Regions from separate parts of the Homo sapiens genome. Here all the other regions are linked to region 1. A link is an interaction called in ENCODE POLR2A ChIA-PET data of the cell type or tissue named here. Cell type or tissue: GM12878. All regions are shown on one strand. Each heading gives the region's core, and the rest is flanking DNA. Links, peaks and the distances in the headings are about the cores only. Region 1 overlaps BACH1 (BTB domain and CNC homolog 1). Region 2 overlaps LINC00189 (long intergenic non-protein coding RNA 189). Region 3 overlaps LINC00189 (long intergenic non-protein coding RNA 189).

Region 1 (5,222 bases), core at 991-3,490:
CTGTTGAGAGCTGAATTGCCGGCATTGATCACAAGTGAGACTGGAAAAACAACCCGGGGAACACTCTTATGTTAAGTCAGTAGCACCATCTCAAACATACATCCAACTTCTGAGGGCAACGAACACAGGACATAGCTTTTTACTTAAAGGAATCTTAACAGTCTCAGCGGAGTGCTTGAGGTAGTCACTAACCAGTTAATTGAAACTGGCTTTTACGAAATAAAAACACTTGCCATTCTTTGGCTAGTCTTTTCCACGTTGTAGTTGACATTGTGGCCTGGCAGCTTTAGTAACCTGTCCACCCCTCCCTTCTTGTTAATACCAGAACAGAACTAGTTTCTCAGTACATATTCCTGGGCCCTATCCAGTTTGTTGGAAACATTTAGAATGTAAATTTGTAAGCTAATTAGTTTCTTCTAAGTATTATGTTTTCTTTAGATGATATGCCTGTACTAATACAGAAAAATTATCCATGAAATGGATATGAATACAATGGACATATTTATCGTATAGCTTTTTGTACCTGTTAGTAATTCAGAAAGGTTGTGTTATTTTGACCATTCTTTCAGCCAGATTGTAAGTTTCCTGATGGTGAGAATCTGTGTCTTTCTGTTTTATCTCCTATGGCACTCTGAATGTGCCTTGGCTGTGTTTCTTTAATAAACTGTTGGTTGCTGAACTGGGTGGTATGATATGCGTTCATTCTAGTTCTGTGATTTTGAAACTTGGGAATGTTTAACAGATTGAAGGAGAGAACATCGTGTGTGGTACCTTGTAAGTGTGCACTGAGTTGAAATTCTTTTGATTATTTAGCTTTCTACTTTCTGTTTTTATCATTGGTGTGATTATTGAGAAGGCAGCTGGAATTAAGTAATTCTAGTTCATCTCCTAAGATAGACATAAAACTTGTCTTGTGACTTATTTTTACCCATAATTGGATTAGAATTGAATTGAGCAAAATATAATTTGGTTTTCTAGATGTTAAATGTCTTATATGTCTAATACTTTGAATATCACTCCTCTAGAACAGGTTCTTTGTTTTATTTAGGATCAGGGACAGGTTAGAAAATATTCAAATATTCATAGGATAATAAAAAACTGCCCTGAAGCAAACGTGAGGAAGAAGAAATAGTGGTAGCCAGAATCTTGGTTGTTAATGACCAGTGTAGAAACACAGTGGGCATGCAGTGAAATTGGCTGGCAGCTGGTTCCTTCTCAGTACGGGCACAATTTAGAAAATGTTACATTAATGCAGCTGAAATTTTGTGCAGATCATGTTATTTGAAAAATAAATGTAAACACTTTTTGCAGTGCCTTAGGAAAGTCATCGTTCAAACTAATATTTTTGTAATAAACTAGTTATTCCCAGTTTTTTTTTTCTTTTTTTTTTTTTTGAGATGGAGTATCACTCTGTCGCTCAGGCTGGAGTGCAGTGGCGCGATCTCGGGTCACTGCAACCTCCGCCTCTTGGGTTCAAGCAATTCTTCTGCCTCAGCCTCCGTAGTAGCTGGAATTATGGGGCACCCCCCACCATGCCCAGCTAATTTTTGTGTTTTAGTAGAGATGGGTTTCACCATGTTGGCCAGGCTGGTCTCGAACTCCTGACCTCAAGCAATCCACCCGCCTTGGCTTCCCAAAGTGCTGAGATTACAGGCGTGAGCCACTGTGCCTGGCCCCTAATTATTCCCAGTTTCTTTCAGGTAAAGTTTTTTTCACTTTTTAAATTTATCATTTTTTTAGATCAGATCAGTCAGTGGACAGTTGCACTCTACTTCCCCATCCCTCATTAAAGTGGAATTACACTAAAAAAGGTTTTCAATTCCTTTGTAGCCTGGACATTAGTAATAGCCTACCTCTAAGGCTGTAGAGTAAATAGTATAGTAAGGGAAATGTCCCTCCCTCCCCCTACACACCTTTTTTCCAGTTATCTCTTCTTTTTATTGATTTGTCTGCCTCCAGGACCCTAGGGAGGTGTTTTTGTCCTAAGGAGGTGAACTCCTGAGGGTCCTATTGAAGAAATAGGGCGACCTATCCACCCAACTTCCTCTTTACTGATATCTTCACATGCTTATTGCCTTATTCATTTTCTAAAGTGTGCCAGCGTCTTTCAGAAGTCAGCTAAATTAGTGCAGTTGCTCATCCATCAGACAGTTTTGTTATAAAATATGTGGCTATAAAAGATTGAATAAATTTATTAGGTTGTAATTTCATTAATGTGTATTTTATATTTAAATATTATTTTAAAAAATGTACAGTGGTTATCTGATCTTGGCCCAGGCCTCTTCAATTTCCAGTGTACCTGATGTCTCTTTATCAACTGTTTTTCTGAGGTGTATCTCAGCCTGGCCTTGGGTACTCCCCTAGGTAAGAGTCATAATTCAGGTTAAAAGAGGTAAGAAAAAAAAAAGCTTTTGGCTTTTGTAATCTTGTTTTTTTTTTTTTCTTTCACATTAGCAAAAGACTGTTGAAGTAGAGAGCATTTTGCCCAGCTCACTCGGATTCTTTGCTGGCATGCCTTCAGTTTCAGTTGTCATCCAGAGAAGTCAAAGGAAATGCTGCTTGGGGATGAGCATGTAATTACGATTAACTTTCCCTACTTCGTTGTCTCTTTGTGGTAAAAGACTGTCACAAGTGCTATTCAAACTATAGGTATTTTTTTTTAGATTTCTAAAAAGTATATTTTGTCTCTGAGGGCCTCCTGTCTTTGGACTAGTTTGTCTTTTTCCAGACCCCAGAAAGGCTGGGCCACCTTTTCTTCTTTGAGCAGGTTGGCAACAGTGGTCACAAATAGCAGAGGAGCTGAGATTCTAGAGAGCTATCCTACCACTGCTTCTCAGATGCCAGTGTGGAAACAGCCTCTTCTTTTTTGTTGAATTAGCTTGGAACAGCTCTCTAATCTCTGAAGAGTGAGGAAAAACTGTGTTTTTAAGTTTCAAGGCTAAGGCACTGTGTTCTCTTTTCTCCCTGTTCCTGCTGCTGTTCTCCCCCAACTCACATGAACGCATACTTAACTTTCAGTGTATGTGGACAGTAGGGTTGCTAAATTCATGTCAATATTTGTGGCATTCCTACATGTTAGGCATTTGGTTTACATTTAACTTATGAAACAAATGTTTAGGCTTTTATAAGCCAGGAACTTTTCCAGATATTGGCAATAATGAACTTTTCAGAAGTTACAGTCTAATAGACAGGCAAACTATTCCCATAGCATGCTATAGTAGCAACATGTAAAATGTGCTGTGGAACCACAGACTATTAAAAGCCTAAGTTTTGGGAAATCAAGAAAGCCTTAGGGATGTTTAGTGATGAATGCATAGGTTAGTGGAGGAAACAACTTGTATCAACTCAATTTGAGAAGCTTAGCTGTGAATAAGAGGAGAGAGAAATAGATTTTAGTAGGGAGAAGTTGGGTCAGGAAGAGTGTGTGTGTGTGTGTGTGTGTGTGTGTGTGTGTGTGTGTGTATTTAAAAATCCAGTCAATGGAAAAAGGTTGAAGATGCAGGCAACGTCCTTGTTTTGTCCTTGGCAAGTTCCTCTTATGGTTGCAAGATGGCTGCCACAAGTTCAAGTGTCACAAGAAAATATGACTTAAGTTTCCTGGAAGAAGACACACTTTTTTTTTTTTTTTCCTAGGTTGTTGCTATCAGTGAGAAAAATTTTTCCCTAAAGCCTCATAGCAGATGCTACCTTGTCCCTCTCTCCTCTCTTCATAGGTCAGCATTGCACACAAGCCAGTGCCTAAATGAGTCAAGGTCAAGGGGAATAGTACCGCTGTGATTGGCATAAATGGATCGTGATTCATCTTAGGTTGTGGCTGGGGTCTACTTCCTTGGAAGTTGATGGCCTCGGGTTGAGAGTAGATACGTGAGCACAGTCAGGGTTTGGTTAGAAAGTGAGGGGGTGAATGGTGTTGTGCAGTTAACAGTGACATCCTTGTCTACTAGTTCTGCCACCACTACACTTAGATACAAACTTCGGAGGAGAAAAAGAAAATGTGCTTGCCTTTGGATTTGGAATTTTAGGTGACTTTTTTTCCTCTTATATGCCATTTCCTTCTATGATCAAGTAGCACTTTTACAATCAAATCAAATCAATGGTTTATTTAAAAATTATTTAAAAATTGAAAATGCCAATTTTGTCAATAAATATATATAGAAGAAATAATTTTTTTTTTCAATGCTTTAAACATTTCAAAAGTTCCCTGCCATTGTCTTATTCCTTTCAGGGAGAGGAGAACATATAATTATATCTTGTAGTTTCTGATTATGTGTATACTAAGAGGACTACTCTGTCCCTCAGTCCATAGTGCACACCCACCTGTGGTCTCTATGGCTTGCACTGAGTGCTGAGGCCAGCCTGGCTCAGATAGAATTGTTAGTTCATTGGCTAGATGGGTCAGGATTCTTTAGAATGCAAATTCTTGAATCAGGAGTACAAACAGGAACATCTTCCCTTTTCTACACACTCATTCCCCTCCTCGAAGGGAAAGCTGTCCCGTAGTTAGCTTATTCGTCATTCTTTTCAGACTTTAAAATTAATGCCACCTTAAGTTTATACAGTATTCTTGTAGTACTCCTAACTTTTCTGTTTTGCTGTATGTGTACATTGTAGAAAGATTAAATCAAGCTAATTAACATGTCCATTACCTCACTTACCTTTGTGTGTGTGTGTGTGTGTGGTGAGAACCTTTAAATCTACTCTCTTAGCAATTTTGAAATACAGTAGGATCCCCACCCACTGTTTTACTTTCAGCAGTTTGTTACCTGTGGTCAGATGAAGTCCAAAAATATTAAATACAATAGATATTTTGAGAAAGAGACAAACATCACATTCACATAACTTTTATTACAGTATATGGTTATAATTGTTGTATTTTATTATTGTTAATCTCTTACTGTGCTTGATGAAAAAGCATAGTATATATATAGGGTTTGTTACTATCTGCAGTTTCAGGTATCCACTGGGGTTCTTGGAATGTATCCCCTGTAGATAAGGGGGACACCTGTGTATGTTGTTACAAGTATGATCACTGTGTAAAAGCACTTTTGTATTTCATTCTTGTTCCTTCTCAATCGCAGGTCTGGGTGCTTTCTGTGCTGTGAAAGGCAGACAAATAATGTAAATCCTAAACACTTGAGTGTTGTAAATTTACAAAATGAGAATTGCTCAATGGTTGTTTCTTTTTGAGAGTAACAAATAGACTGTGATAAATGGCCAGAGTA
Region 2 (5,222 bases), core at 1,092-3,591, 69 kb before region 1:
ACTTCCAATTTCTGAACGTCATTTCTCTTTTTTTTTTTGGTCTATAAATCTTCCACCACATGGCTGCGCTGGAGTCTTTGTGAATCTGCTGTGATTCTGGGGGCTGTCTGATTTGTGAAACGTTCATTGCTCAATTAAACTCCTTTAAATTTAAACCGACTGAAGTTTTTCTTTTATCATGTCCCAAAACAGGAACATTCTGAGGTACTAGAGGTTTGGAGTTCAACATATACATTTGGCGGAGGTTGCAGGAAGACAATTCAGCCCATAGCATGTACCTACCTAAGGTCTTAACTGGTAAACAAACAAACAAAAAACCAACCTAGTTATAGTTTTAAATTTGTTTCTATTTTATTTCCCATGAGGTAATCTAAAAGAACCTGGGGAATCCAGGTGCTTTTCAAAGCAGTACTTGTATGGTGTTTCATCATTACCTCTCAGCGGGAGGGAAATGAAACTCAGACGGGCCCATTTGGTTTCTATGATACCAGCTTTCCTCACCTTTCTTGGGGAGAGTGATTTTGAAACTATGGGCTACAAAAGACTTTTGGATTATGTGTGAGCTATGCTCTCTCTCTGGGACTCCTACTATGCTTTGTGATTGTGAAAATAAGTGATTCAAAATCTAAGCTGTTGGAACTCTAAATTATTTTGAGCCATAAGGAAATGTGAATTATGGGGCCTGAGTCACAAGACAGGCAGCTGTAAACTAGGCAGCTGTGAACTTTTTGTAATATTTTTGATTGTCTGAATTGTCTTTTCCCTTACCTACATTATTTTGTAAAATGTTGTGAATGGTTGTAGGACGTGCGACAGGTGTAGCTCACCTGCTTGGTCGCCCCAAAGCTCAAAGGAGGAGCATGCAGACAGGCAGGTGCAGAGGCCAGTACAAGCACTTTTGGGCTCCTGTCCCACGGCAGAGTCTAGGGGTGGGTCTCTGTGTCACTCGAAGCCCATGTAGGCATGTATTACAAAGCTCTTTCAGATTTGTTGTCTGCAGACGGCTTGTGTGTTAATCAGCTTAACGGACCCTCTGCCTTATTGTGAGGGCAGGGGGCCAGCGTGACAACTTTCTTTATCCCAAGCTCTTGTCCAGTGTCCTGAAAGAATCAGATCACACATGGGCTTGAAGGATGAGTGCAAGGTTTCATTGAGTGGTGGAGGTGGCTCTCAGTGAGATGGATGGGGAGGCAGAAGTGGGGATGGAGTGGGAAGGTGGTCTTTCCCTGGAGTCGGGCATCCAGCGGCCCAACTCTTCTCCAGCCACCCCTGGCCAAGCTCCCCTATGAGTCCAGACATCCTTCCTTTTCTCTCTTTCTCTGCTGCATTGTTCCACTGTCACTGGTCTGCTGGTTCACTGGTCCACTGGTCTGCTGGTCTTGATGTCCAGCTTCTTGTGTATGTGCCCGCTAAGGTCTTGGGTTTGTATGGGGGCAGGATGGGGGGTGCATGGCAGGCCAAAAGGCAAATTTTGGCCATGAAAACAGAAATGCCTGTCCTCCTTTAGGGCTGCCGGTCTTCAGGCTTGAGGGTGGGCCGTTTGTTGGGGAACCGCCCCCTTCTACCCAGTATTTCCCTGTTTCCTGTCCATATCAGTGAAGGATGCCAGAGGAGACCCCTTCCCTCTTACTATTGACTTTCATTATAGATTAACCTCTTTCTTCTCACACAAAAACTTTATGGCCATCTCAATGCCTCAAGATGGAATGTTAAGCACACTCTTTTAAAATCAAAAGGAAATGAAAAGGAGCGATAAAGAAAAGAAAACAAGCTGCATGGAAAAGAAAAGAAAAGAAACTGATTAATTTGTTGTAACTCATAAACTGGCCCTGTATTGAAAATGTTGTAATCTTGTTAAATTTCTTTGCTTTTTCCTATATAAAAGAGAATTTAGCTTTTAACTTCAGAGCACTACCCCCATTTCTCTGGGACAGAGCATCCAGAAATGGCCATTCCCAGCTTTTTGCTTGAATAAACTCTCTAAAATTGGAATCTGACCCTTTAGATTATTTCAGGTTGACATGATGAGGAGTTGGCTATAAAGTCACTGCTCTGGCAAAGACTGAATTTCTCTCCTAGTATCAATCCAACACCACTGTTGCCCTGATACATACTGCATTACTGTGGAAGGTTTAAAATCAATCTACTTAGTATTTTCCCTTTTGTAGAAGTGGATTTTAATTATTTCAAGGATCAGGTTTATGGTGTGGGGTGGGGGCTCCAGGGATGTGGGGAGGGTAGCATCACAAGGAATTTTCCTCCAAAATGAGTGTAAGCTCAAGTCCTCTCTTGTGTCTGCTTTGCCTTACTTTGCAGGGAAAGAACCCAAGTTGCATGCAACTTCCCATCTAACTTCTCATTCTCTCTTAATTTTCAAACTTGTTTTCATCCCTATTAATAGCCAGGTCATAGAATCATTTTCAGAAACATTTCAGGTGCTTCAGGATTTTTGAAACCCTTTAGTTCGCATGGTTTGAGTGTGTCACAGGTTAGTAAACCCTCAAAGCTATGCTGTCATGGTTATTGTGTGGTTTATGCCGAGAGAAACTGGTCATAGTCTGCCCCAAGTAGCAATTAATGGGGACCCTGAGGGGCAGTCGGGAGAAGTGACTAAATCAATCCAGCAAGCTCTAGAGAAGCATTTCCTCTTGAGAAGTTCACTATTTTGTGAAAATCAAACGCAACCAAATGCCAGGGGAAAGAACATCTCCCACTGGAGCTTGACAATATTTGTAGAATTAAGTGAAGTTGTGTTTCTGGTGGTTGAAAGTGTCTGTTTGTGATCTCATGTATTCTATTTTGCTGAATAGGTACTTAGGATCTGATTTGGGAGGAAATGAAAGCATGACCACTGGCAAGAGTCAGAAAGAGCTACAGGCATTGGCATTTTCTGTCTATTTCTAAGATCTTTTTGTCAATCCGGTGTTTGGAAACAACTTTCAGTCTACCTGCAGGCATTTTAAATGAGTCCTTTACCTTGTTTCTCATAGGAAAACTTCATTTAGCTGCATCCACTCCAGGCAAGTTCTTTGTTTTCACTACTTGTCAGTGTTTTTTCTTAATCACTTCCCTCATCTTCCTTCCTCTCTGAGCCCCTCCTTTTCAACCTCCTCCAGTTCCCTACCCCCAGCCCCTAATGGAGTGTGATGTATTATACTTACGCTTTATGAAATTCTCATTAGGGAGGATCCTGTCCATTGACAATAATGGTTGACTTGCAGAATTCTCAAATATGAAGTTTCAATGGTTTGTACATCACATATTGATTTTCTTTCCTTCCACATGTGGATAATATCCACACAACAGTATCTCACACCCCTATTCTTTGTGAAAACATTATGTGGAAAAGTCGATGTCTTGGGTGGATCAATTGTCAATAACAACAGTGTTTCGGATACATAAGCCCTTCCTGTTGTAGTCACACCTTCTCTCTGACTTTAGGGGCTCCTACAAGGTCCTTGTATTTATTTCAGAATAGGCTAGTGTAGAGACTTAAGGAAGAGCTCTCGGCATCAGTCAGGAATTCATCGGTCAGGCCCTGAGCCCTGCCTCTGCCATGCTGTCATTGACTTTGGCCTTAGGTGGGTCATTTTGCATCTCTGGGCCCAGTTTCCCCACCCTTAAAAGAAGAAGACTGGCCTGTCAGGAGTTCTAGCATCCTTGTGATAGGTCATCCTTGTTGGACAATCCTTGTTTTGTTCCCATTAAGCTTTACTTGCCAGTGAGTTCCTTTTCGTCCTTTTGTAGATTCCGTAAGACCCAGAGGGTGAGTCTAGCCAAAGAGGGAATCAAGCTGGGCTAGCCAAAGAATGTATCCTCTTTGCTCCTAATCTTCTGAAGAATAAGTCACTCCAGAGGCAGGAGGAACCATCTCTGATTGAGCCAGTGAGCATGTGGCTGGCTGTCCTTATGAGCCCCAGGCCCCACCATCAGAGCTAAGCTTGCCAAGGAATGCGGTGTTCCTTCCATAGCTCTGCTTCAGATCTGCTTCCCAGCCCTGTCTGTCCTTCTTGGATTAGGCAGCAGCATTCTAGGAACAAATCCCCTTTGCTCAGCCATGCATCACTGCCTTCCAACTCATTTTCTGAATCTCACAGTTCTTGTCCCCTCCCTGCTGGTCCTGGCAAGACTGAATTTGTCAGGCCTTGTTGAGTTCCTGTAGCCTGGTGCATGTGGTTAGGACCTAGGTTGCTTTTGGCTGCTCTAGATATTTTTAAGTACTTTTAATTGATTGGAAAAACATGCTAACTTTGAGTTTTAAAGTATTTGTAATTATACCCCCCCAAGGCCACTGACTTAGCTGTGGGGTTGTCAAAGAGCCATTAATAAGCAAATTAAAAGGAAGAGGTGGAGCCGTAAAAGCAGTTGCAGAACTAGAAGCCAAAAGCAGCACTTTCTGTTTAGTGACTGTAATAGCCCTGACTGTGTGTGGACTCCTGAGATGGAGGACAAGTGAACTTACTATGTGTTTGAAAAAATGGTTGCAGTGGGGCAAATATAAACCTATGCTGTGCCACACTCCTTCAAGGCTGATCTATTTCATGGCCACTTCCAGAATTGTGCAACAGGTGACCTCCAGGATAACTATGGCTTATCTTACAGCAACGTAGTTCATCTAGGATAGAAAATTGTACCTTTATCCCTGGTACCTTCTGACTACAGATGACATAGTGCTTGAACCAATCCTATCTAATCTCTTTCCACTCATTTTTAGAATAAAAGCCAAGCCTCTCATGGATTGGGATGCCCTTAGAGAAAGAATGCTTATTTCAATGCAGTTGTGTTACTGCTTCGTGGTGTCATATATATTAGTCAGTTTCACTGCAATAATATATAGTCTCCAAATCTCAGGGGCTCACGCCAACAAATTTTCATTTCCCACTTGCATTACATAGTGATGGTCATGCACTGATTGCTACAGTTCTGCTCCCAGTGTCTTCTCTTTCCTGGAATCAGAAACATAGCCATGTATAGTTGGGACTTGCTATTTTTGTTTCATAACTGCATTTTTGTACCCAGTAGCTGTCTGCACTCCTTCCCCTTCCCTGTCCTCTTCCCAGCCTCTAGTAACCATCATTTTACTCTTTACCTCCATGAGTTCAATTGTTTTGATTCCTAAGTCTCACATATGAGTGAGAACCTGCGAAATTTATCTTTCTGTGCCTGGCTTTGGGACTGCTGTTTTTGTGGCAGAAAGAAAAACAGAGTATTGGCTGGAAAAT
Region 3 (5,222 bases), core at 1,226-3,725, 60 kb before region 1:
TACACTCTGGCATTAGGCATCAAAACAACACATTCTGGCAAATGAGGCTGGTAACTTTTAAGGATTAAATAGCTTAGAGTTATCAGAGTGTTGACCAGGCATGGTGGCTCATGCCTGTAATCCCAACACTTTGGGAGGCTGAAGTGGGCAGATCAATGGAGGTCTGGAATTTGATACAAGCCTGGCCAACATGGTGAAACCCGGTCTCTATTAAAAATACAAATATTAGCTGGGCGTGGTAGCAGGCACCTGTAATCCCAGCTACTTGGGAGGTTAAGGCAGGAGAATGGCTTGAACCCGGGAGGCAGAGGTTGCAGTGAACTGAGATCTAGCCATTGCTCTCCAGCCTGGGCAATAAGAGTGAAACTCTGTTTCAAAAAAAAAAATTATCAGAGAGTAGATTTATGTATTAAGCATCTTTCAAAAGGCCTTACACAGTTACAGTTTACATTATTAATGTACTACATTTCTTGGCAAATAATTTATTGCTGTTGGTCTTCCAGTCCCCATTCTATAAGATACATATGCAAAGTCAGGAAACAAAGTAAACTTTTCTTAAAACAGTATGTTAGTTATCTTCAAATAATATGCTTTCAGTTGAAGTGGATTTGCTCTAGATTTAAAATAATGGGCCTAATTGCTGATCTAGAAAAAAGTAACTTATAAAACATATTGAGCATCCAAAAATTCTGGCAGCATAGGAAGCTTACTATATTCATTATACTTTTGAAGGGGAATGGAAGTTAAAGAAATGCAGATTATGTTGTTTGAAAATTATCTGAGTCCATTTGTGTTGCTATAAAGGAATATCTGTGACTGGGTAATTTATAAAGAAAAGAGGTTTATTTGGCGCACACTTCTGTAGCCCATACAAGAAGCATGGCACCAACATCTGCATCTGGTGAGGGTCTCAGGCTGCTTTCACTCATGGTGGAAGGTGAAGGGAAGTCAGTGTGTGCAGAAATCATTCAGCAAGAGAAGAAGCAAGAGAGGCAGGAGGTGCCAGGCTCTTTTTAACAATCAGCTCTCACAGGAACTGATAGAGCAAGAACTCACTCATTACCATAAGGATAGCACCAAGCCATTCATGAGAAATTCACCCCTATGGCCTAAACACGTCCCCTTAGGCCTCATCTCCAACACTGGGGATCAAAGCTCAATGTGAGGTTTGGGGAGACAAACACCCAAACCATAGCAAACATATAAGTGACATACTGTTAAAAGATGGATTTATCCTATGTTTCTTTTTCTTTTTTCTTTCTTTTTTTTTTTGAGAAGGAGCCTTACTCTGTTGCCCAGTCTGGAGTGCAGTGGCATGATCTTAGCTCACTGCAACCTCCACCTCCCGGGTTCAAGCAATTCTTCTGCTTCAGCCTCCTGAGTAGCTGAGATTACAGGCGGGCACCACGATGCAGAACTAATTTTTGTATTTTTAGTAGAGATGGGGTTCCACCATGTTGGCCAGGCTGTTCACCCCAGTAACTCTCCCCTTAAACAATTGGCAGTTGTAGGAAGGAGCAAAAGATGCACAACTGTGCAGAGAACAAGGGTAGTATCCCATTACTTGTTATTTAGGATTCCGTGGCATGTACTTATTCTTGAATAATTTACTCAAAAAAAAATGGGAAGCTTCCACATCTTGGCGATTATATATAGTGCAGCAGGAACATGGGAATGTGGATATCCCCTCCATAAACTGACTTCCTTTCTTTTGGGTATATACCTAGCAGTGGGATTGCTGGATCGTGTTGTAGTTCTATTTTTAATTGTTTGTGGAGCATCCATACTATTCTCATAGTGGCTGTGGAGAATAATTTACATTCTAATTTAGTACTAATTTATATTCCCACCAACAGCATGCAAGGGTTCCTTTTTCTCCACTTGAATAAGATCTAATATTTAATAGCACAACAGGGTGATTACAGCCAACAACAATTTATTGCACATTTAAAAATAACTAAAAGAGTATAAACGAAATGTTTGTAACACAAATAAATGATAAATGCTTGAGGTGATGGATACTCGGTTTACCCTAATGTGATTATTACACATTGTATGCCTGTATCAAAATATCTCATGTACCCCATAAATATGTACATCTACTATGTACCCATAATTTTTTTAAGTAAGCACTTTCAGAAAGGATGCTTCTCAGAACTCACAAACATTGCATTTTTATACTTTCATAGTTGAAAAATATAAATCAGTTTTGTTAAAGGTGGTGCATTAGAGAGTAGGAAGATGAGGCCCGGAAGATCTCGTGTATTTTAACATGTTGTTCTCAGGAAGCTTCATATGGATATCTGTAAATTTTAAGAAGCCACCCTAGGATACCCCAAAATAAGTCTGTGGTCACGCACTGCTCACAAACAGAGCGTAAGGCAGAGGGCACTGTTTCGATGCATCCTCTATCCAGCTGGAAAGCCAGAAATATTATTTTCGTAGTCAAATGATTAAAATAGTAATGGTTTATTTACTCTCCCCAAGTGTAGTTGGGAAATACATGAGGTTAAAATTCAGGCATCTGAGTTTCTGTTTCTCCTCCTCCAACTATGAAGGTAAGTTGGTCTCTCCCTGTGCCCATTGTGGCAAGTGTCTGCCCAGGCCCTTGACCAGAGAGACAGGAAGCAATGATGACAGAGCCAGGCAAGCCCAGACCTCACATGAGCCTCCTCTGTAATTTTGGATAGTTCTGGAAACTGGACCATCAGCCTTAATGGCCTATGCTGGGAATCCTGTGCACACCAGGCCACATTTCTCAGCAGCTTGCCTGTGCCGTGCCCCTAAAAAGAACAGCTCAGACCTGCTCTGCAGGGGCATTTATCTTGTCAGCTGAAGAGGGTGAGCTCATTTTAGGCACGTTGCTGTAAACAACTGAAAGATCCACTCTCCTAAGCATAGACCTGACTCAACTATGTCTCTGCAAATGGTCTCCCTTTTGCAACACAACTGCACCGAGAAGCTACACACTTTCACCTTCCAGCAGATCTTGGTCAGATACATTGCAGTGAACTTCCCACTCTCTTCCCACTCCTTTCAAACTCAGTCACTGAAACCACAACCACCCCACCACTGTAACAACAGAACCAATTTCAATAGTTTGAGGCCATTCCCAAGCTCTATCTCTCAGGCTAGAACAAATGAACAAGCTCCTTGTGCCATCAGCATTAATATTTGTGGTGTCAAGTGGGCATTGTATAGATTTTCCCCACTATCTACACATCAGACTGTGAGGTGGGTAGAAGGGCATGATGGCCATTTCACAGATAAGAAAGCCAAGTTAAAATTAGTTGCACAAAGTTATAGCTTACAGCGACAGAATTGGCCCATGAATTCATTACCCTTTCATTCCACTACAGTATCAGTCAAATTTTAAAAACAAGCCCAAAAATATATTTCCATATATGTTTTATTTTCATCCTAGGATTTTGAGCTGTCTTGTTAATATTAATTTATTTAAATTTCATAGGAAGAATACTATTGAAGTTTCTATTACTACTTCTGAGTGACTGTATGCTAAAAGGGAATGATATGACTTGCAAATATGTTTTGAGGAATGTTCTATGAATATGCCTAAAATTCATGGTTTCTACCCAATTAAAATTTTGTATTCATGTGAAATAGTTTAAGAAAGAGAAAATATACCACATATTTTTATTTGATGATTTTTAACAATTATGAAGAAAAAATTGATGAGAAAAAGTACAGACTATACTCTTAGATTTTTTTCTTTTTCTTTTGTTTGTCCTGTTTTGTTTTGAGACAGGGTGTTGCTCTGTCTCCCAGGCTGTAGTGCCATCATGGTTCATTGCATGCAGCCTTGACCTCCTGGGGTCAAGTGATCCTTCCGCCACAGCCTTCCGAGTAGCTGGGACTACAGGTGCATGCCACCATGCCTGGCTAATTTTTATTTTTATTTTTATTTTTGTAGAAGCAGGGTCTCACTATGTTGACCAGGCTGGTCTCTAACTCCTGAGATTACAGGCAGGAGCCACCACGACCAGCCCAGACTATAATCTTAAATACATTTTTCAAATATGTGTTAAGAACTAGTTGTGCGCAGGCTACTTTGCTAAAGAGTATCTGTTCATTGGAATGTTCAGTTTTGAGAAAATAATTATTTTATAGGCTTATCAATGGCCATTATCTTGAGTAAACTAAAATATTTACATTAATGATCTTGAGAGGAGATTGACAACAAAGAGCCAGGTTATAGAGCAATCTTCTCTTGAGCCTGGATTTGTTCGGATGAATGATTACATAATGATGTCCAGTGGGAATCGCAGGATGTGACAGCTGTTTGACAGCCTGTCAATTTTACAAATGAAGCAACTGAAGCCAAGTGAAGTTATGTCTTGCTCAAGCTTCTAAGGATAAGCTGAGTCTGAAACCTAGATTTTCTTTTATTTTTCTTTATTTTAATTTTTATAGATTTAGGAGACACAAGTGCAATTATGTCACATCAATATAGTGTATGGTGGTGAAGTCTGAGCTTTTAGTGTAACCATCACCTGAATTGTGTACATTGTACCCATTAAGTAATTTTCATCCGTCACCCCCTTCCCACCCTTCCACCTTTCTGAGTCTGCAGTGTCTACTCTTCTATTCTTTATGTCCACGTACGCACATCATTTAGGCCCCACTTATAAGTGAGAACATGCAGTATTTGACTTTCTGAGTTATTTCACTTAAGATAATAGACTCTAGTTCCATCCATGTTGCTGCAAAAGACTTGATTTCATTCTTTTTTATGGCTGAATAATATTCCATGGTGTGTGTGTGTGTGTCACATTTTCTTTATCCAGTCATCCCTTGACGGACATTTAGGTTGATTTCATATCCTTGATATTGTGACTAGTGCTTCAATAAACATACAAGTGCAAGTATATTTTGATATGATGATTTCAGGTTTTCTGATAGTAAGCCATTTGCTGGTTTTAGCAAACCCTAGGATCTCTTCTAAAGGAAAATTTCTCCACCTGGCAGCTTTGCAAAATTTATTCAGGGAAATTAATTTCAGGTTGGCCACTCCCAAGGCTATGCTTCTGCAGAGAAGAAGTTGGATGTGCTTCTGAGGTATATTTTTTCCCCATCAAGAAATAACACAGGAAATTATAGTAACACATTTTACGTTTAAAATTCATATTTTAAATTGATTGTACAAGGTGAAAATGGGAAATATTTCTTCACTTGTCTTAAGAATGTCCATATGAAGATTTCTC

What was found. ChIA-PET counts read pairs that join two places held together with the same protein. Peaks named below come from ENCODE experiments on the same cell type or tissue, not always from the same donor. Only the 100,000 strongest peaks of a DNase experiment are listed, where the experiment ranks them.
Region 2: POLR2A ChIA-PET joins it to region 1 with 5 read pairs; 8 of 35 experiments call an interaction of 5 or more read pairs at or near these places.
Region 3: POLR2A ChIA-PET joins it to region 1 with 8 read pairs; 9 of 35 experiments call an interaction of 5 or more read pairs at or near these places.

The regions. Positions count from the first base shown.
Region 1 is chr21:29,302,750-29,307,971 of GRCh38, forward strand. All of the region lies in intron 1 of BACH1 (BTB domain and CNC homolog 1), which reads left to right. Among named protein-coding and RNA genes, the nearest start is that of BACH1, 6.4 kb to the left of the region's middle. In GM12878, for the core only: no CTCF peak of the experiment used is centred there; no DNase peak of the experiment used is centred there; H3K4me3 peaks cover 1,426 bases; H3K27ac peaks cover 1,660 bases.
Region 2 is chr21:29,233,303-29,238,524 of GRCh38, forward strand. The region is part of intron 1 of LINC00189 (long intergenic non-protein coding RNA 189); the gene reads left to right. Among named protein-coding and RNA genes, the nearest start is that of LINC00189, 42 kb to the left of the region's middle. RefSeq lists enhancers at 225-404, 835-934, 2,610-2,689, 3,927-4,026. In GM12878, for the core only: no CTCF peak of the experiment used is centred there; a DNase peak (open chromatin) is centred at 2,599; H3K4me3 peaks cover 714 bases; H3K27ac peaks cover 2,362 bases.
Region 3 is chr21:29,242,537-29,247,758 of GRCh38, forward strand. All of the region lies in intron 1 of LINC00189 (long intergenic non-protein coding RNA 189), which reads left to right. Among named protein-coding and RNA genes, the nearest start is that of LINC00189, 52 kb to the left of the region's middle. RefSeq lists an enhancer at 2,937-2,986. In GM12878, for the core only: no CTCF peak of the experiment used is centred there; no DNase peak of the experiment used is centred there; H3K27ac peaks cover 625 bases.